2 separate regions of the Mus musculus genome follow, and region 2 is linked to region 1. The links are chromatin loops, found by intact Hi-C in ENCODE. Cell type or tissue: gastrocnemius. All regions are shown on one strand.

Region 1 (2,500 bases):
CCTTTCGCCATCTGGTAATCTCTGGAGTTAGTAGTTATAGTTGACTCTGTTTAGAGATTGTTCTTCTGGTGATTCTGTTACCGTCTATCAGCAGACCTGGGAGACAGATTCTCTCCTCTGAGTTTCAGTGCTCAGAGCACTCTCTGCTGGCAAGCTCTCTTACACAGAAGGTGTGCAGATATCTTGTGTTTGGACCTACTCCTGGCTGAAGAAGAAGGACCAAAACAGGACCTTTCTCAGAAGCTGTGTTGCTTTGGCAGGTCCCAGAAGCTGTCAGCTTCTGTGGTGCAGACTCTCACCTGTGCAGACTAAATTCCTAAGTTCGGCGGAGTCCCGGAACCAAGATGGCACCCGCTGCTCCTGAGGCTGAGGCCGCCTCCTGAGCCAGGCAGACACCTGTCCTCTGGTCCGGATGGTGGCCGGCTGTCTGCGGCCCGCAAAGGGTGCTGCCTCAGTGGCTCTGTGCCTCCGCCTGTCCCAGAAGCTGTCCGGTTCTGTGGCGCACCCTCTCACCTGTTCAGACTAATTTCCTAAGTTCTGTGGAGTCCCGGAACCAAGATGAATATCAGCTTTCTAACAAGAAGATCCAAGCAAGGCCAGCTTCAAAGTAATTGATCACTGGTGAATGTTCACGAATGACATAGCATGTGCCCTTCCCAGCCTTGAGCAGGCTGAGAAGACCTTGAGTGTTTGCCACAGTGGATCTCATCAACCTGGGTGGAGTCATCTGCCTTGGTTGCACACACAGCTTCCTATGGGAACTTAGAAGAATAGACTGAGCTTACTTTGCAATGTAATGACGGCTAACGAGCACTGTTTCTAATGATCTCACCTACAGCATGCATAGCCTGGTGCTTCACCACAGGCCCTGGAGGAGGAAACACACTGGGGGGCTCCAAAGTTGGGTTTCAAATGTGTTACTTGACGGTCTGTGATGGCCACTTGAATGTCAGAGTTGAAAATGTGGAAAAAAGTAGACATAAGGAACATTTATTTTTAAAAGTGCCTTTTCAACTTGAGGACAGCTAGCAAGCCACTGAGTTAGCATTCTATGTGTGTTTATGACCCGTCAAGAACGGCCAGAAAGTGACGTGTGAGCAAGAAGAAAACAATGTGGCCTGCTGTTCATCTCTCAGAGCATCCAACTGCTGAAGGTCACTCTGCAATCAAAATAGATTTTCCCTCATCAGTAGCCATATGTCAGGAAGTGGAAACAGGCCACACCATGTCTGTTAAACAACTGCACACGAGAGCCAGTGTGTAGTCACTTTTTTTTTCCAGTTTATTTTCAACAGTGTGAGTGTTCCTGAGAAACCTCTGTGCAACTGGGTCTGGTACTTTAATCAGAATTTCAGTGTAGTTTCAGTCCTGGTCACATCTCTACCCCTCCTGTTTCTCGGTAACAGTCTCTCCCTCCCGAGTCTGATTTCTGCTCCCCCAGCTGAGTGCGTAGTCAATTTAATATATGCTGGGGGGGGGGGGGTGAGGCTCCTCAACAGAGGCATTTCCAAGATTAGGTATTGTCTAAACAGTAAGGCAGACCCTGTGCCAGAACACCCAGGCGGGCGACAGAAAGGGTCCGCAGTGTTAATTAGGTCTGTCCGGAAGGAGTCTGCTTCCCAGCCTCTTGAGGGCTATCCAGTCTCCTGAAGATGATGTGCCGGATCCCTCCGAGGTGGAAGGGCCTGGAAAAACTGAGCAGTGTTTACCAAATGCTTTCCATTTAAAACTCTTTGATGAATGGTTATTGAAATGGGGTGGGTGGGGAGGGGGAGACACACTGAATACTTTTGTGGTCACAGCTAGAGGCCTATTCTTGGGCCCAGGACAGAAGGTCCAGACATAAAGTGTGAACAAAGCCCTTCCCTCCTCACTGGATTAGCACAAGGGGTGCGTGCAGAGGCAGGTGAGGAAGGCCGTAAATCCCAGTCCACAAACAGAAAGTTTAAGAATCTCTCCATTTTCTTATAACAACTTAATTTCCACTGCCAAGCTCTTGTTTCTTCTTGTTGGCAGAAGAAATACAGAAAATGAAAAATGTGTCACCTCAGTGTTCCTGGGCTCCAGGAAGTTGTTGATGTCAGAGGCCAGCCAAGGCCTTTGCAGGAAGCCCACCTGGCCCTGGCTCCTTGGCCCACATCATTTATCTCTGTGGCAGCCTCCCTTGGACTGGACCCTCAGGCCCAGCCACCTCCAAGTCTGTCTGCCAAGTGCCCTGGGGTAATGTGTACTGAAATCACTCTCCTTGGAAGCAGGGCTGGCTCTCAGCTCCTAGAACCCACAAATCCATCTCCCTGTCTCCTCTCCACTACCTCCTGCCAGACAAACAGGCTCTCTGTGGAGTTTGAGAAATTGCTTCTTTGGATCCCTTAAATGATAAATAAAAAGAATCCTCTTAGAACTAAGGCCTCTGCTCCTGAAGGTGGGAGGGGAAGTTTTAATTTTGTGTTTTGTCTACACAGTTCCTGAGAAGCCAAGGACCCAGTCATCTACAGACTTC
Region 2 (2,500 bases), 180 kb after region 1:
GAAAGAAAGAAAGAAAGAAAGTCTTACTACTGGTTGGAGGAGATCTGGTACCCTCTTCCCCTCTTTTGTTCTTCTCGAGCTCTAGACATGAAGATGATGCACGGGTGTATGTGTAGGCAAAGTACATGAAAGAAAGGAAGAAAGAAAGAAAGAAAGAAAGAAAGAAAGAAAAAGAAAGAAAGAAAGAAAGAAAGAAAGAAAGAAAGAAAGAAAGAAAGAAAGAAAGAAAGAAAGAGAAATAAAGAGAGAGAGGGGGAAGGAGGGAGGGAGGGAGGGAGGGAGGGAGGGAGGGAGGGAGGGAGGAAGGAAGGAAGGAAGGAAGGAAGGAAGGAAGGAAGGAAGGAAGGAAGGAAGGAAAACATCACAATCTAATGGGACGGGATAGTAGGAAAAGGAAGCACGTGGCTCAAACCATATGGAAAGGCATCATCCCAGAGACAGGAACAAGGGCTTAAACTACAGTTGTGTTTTGCAGCTATCTAACTGGCAAGGTTGTGAAGACTCGAGTATCCTATGCACTGATGGCCAGAGAATAAACCCAACAATCCCTAAGAAGTTGGTCATATCTACCAAAATTCAAGGCACACACCTTTTGACCAGTCTTGCTATTTTGAGAAATTCATTCTGCAAATACATTGTAGATGTGTGAACTTGTACATGCATGGGTGTTGTTCCCCACAGCATGGCTGGGGACAGAAGAGAACGGAAGGCTGTTTCTCAAGTGATCAAATAGGATCAATAACTTCCTGAAGATAGAATACAGAAGAATTTTTTAAAAATTGAGGCAGTCCCATGGGTGTGGATATGAATGCTCATAAAGATATATCTTTGTGCAGAAAAAGCAAACTGGTAGGAATACATGTAGGATTGCTGACATTTGTTAGGAAATTATAGATGCTTTTATGTGAAAGGTTCAGATTGACAGTCGCTACCTTTGGGGATGGGAATTGAGAGACAAAGAATAGATACAAAGAAAGTTAAGGTTTTCTATCTTCCTTTTTTTTTTTTGTCTTTTGAATTTGTACCATAAGCACATATAATGGGTCCAAAATTAAAGAATGAACTTTTAAGAGCAATAGTTCTAGGTAGTGAAGAATCCACGAGTCGACTGGCCGTGTTTACAGAACCTCGAACCACACGTGCACTTCAGCACTTTGAAGTAGGTTTTCTGGTCATTTGATAATCCAGTACCTTGACCATGAGGGGAGGGACACATGCTTACGATGACTTGAGAGGCTGACAATTGTGTGAAATAGCTCTTCTCTGTACTGCTGTGTCCTGGGGAGGGGGTGGCCTGTGTACAAACAGTATGGAGGAAGCCTGTGCCCCCACTCCTGGAAGCAGCCATGGGATGGTGCCATCACCATAGTGCACAGCAGATGGCTAAGTATGAACTGTTGTTTAAAAACACAGTTGGTTCTTACTGGATTCCTGTTGGCAGCACCAATATCCAGCCAGCCAGGCATTGCCACTCTCTGTGAACTGTGAACAGAGTGCATGCTGGCTCTGTAGGAGGAGTAAGAAAGGCAGCATTTCCCACCCTGCCTGGGCATCCAAACTGCTAAGTTTTGAAAATTCATTTTTAATCAATTATTTTGTTGGATAGAGTCTCACTCTGCAGTCCAAGCTGGCCTTGAATTCACTTGTAAGCTATGTTGGCCTCCATCTCCCGGTCTTCCTGCCTCAGCCTCTAGGATGCTGGGATTCCCAGCATGGGTCAACCTCACACAGCTTCTGAACTGGGTTCCCGAGGAGAGGCCCAGGCACCTGAATTTTGCAAGTATCCCAGCTGACTTTTATCGGATAGGGAGGGGAATGAAGGAAAAGGGAAACTGCATAACATAAACAATATTAAATATAAAATCAAGCCAGGATGGTGGCTCATGGCTGTAATCTCAGCACCCAGAAGACTGAGGCAGTAGGATTCCTGAAAATTCCAACCAGCTTTGGCTACAGAGTAAGACCATCTCTCAATACAACAACAACAAAAACAAAACACAAACACAAACACAAAAGACATTAGCATACATGCATTTGAAGCTGTGTATAAATCCTTAACTAGCCATAAATATAGAAAATTTATAAGGTGGGGCAAACTCAGTTAAACCAGAATTAAGAAGAAAATTCTTTATATCCTAATTTTCCACAGTTAAAAAGACTTGGTAAATAAAATTTTAACAGAACCATTTTTCTTTTGATAAATAAGGATATTATGAGACTCTGTGTTACTAAATATCACCATTATTTTATAACAGTGCAGAAAAACAACGCAGGCACTACACACTGACAACAACAGGGCTTGGGCTTTCCCATGGCTCAAATCTGTCAGAAAATCAATGTGAGCCAAAGAATCCAGGAGAAAGATCCTGGATCCTCCATCTTTACTCCCCAAAGCCTGAACAATAGACACTGTTTATATTTCCGACAGAGGCTCTCAGGACTCAGATAATATTAATTTCTCTGGATCCTCCGAGTTCTCCTTTACTGCCCCCCCCCCCCG

Evidence for each region. Peaks named below come from ENCODE experiments on the same cell type or tissue, not always from the same donor. Only the 100,000 strongest peaks of a DNase experiment are listed, where the experiment ranks them.
Region 2: it touches region 1 in a loop (2.1-fold over the local background); 1 of 42 quality-filtered maps calls a loop at or near these places.

What each region holds. Positions count from the first base shown.
Region 1 is chr13:92,878,571-92,881,070 of GRCm38, forward strand. No RefSeq gene overlaps it. Among named protein-coding and RNA genes, the nearest start is that of Gm31630, 3.2 kb to the right of the region's middle. In gastrocnemius, no CTCF peak of the experiment used is centred here; DNase peaks (open chromatin) are centred at 1,564 and 2,173; H3K27ac peaks cover 2,113 bases.
Region 2 is chr13:93,054,890-93,057,389 of GRCm38, forward strand. The region is part of intron 9 of Cmya5 (cardiomyopathy associated 5); the gene reads right to left. Among named protein-coding and RNA genes, the nearest start is that of Gm31745, 2.9 kb to the right of the region's middle. In gastrocnemius, no CTCF peak of the experiment used is centred here; a DNase peak (open chromatin) is centred at 1,365.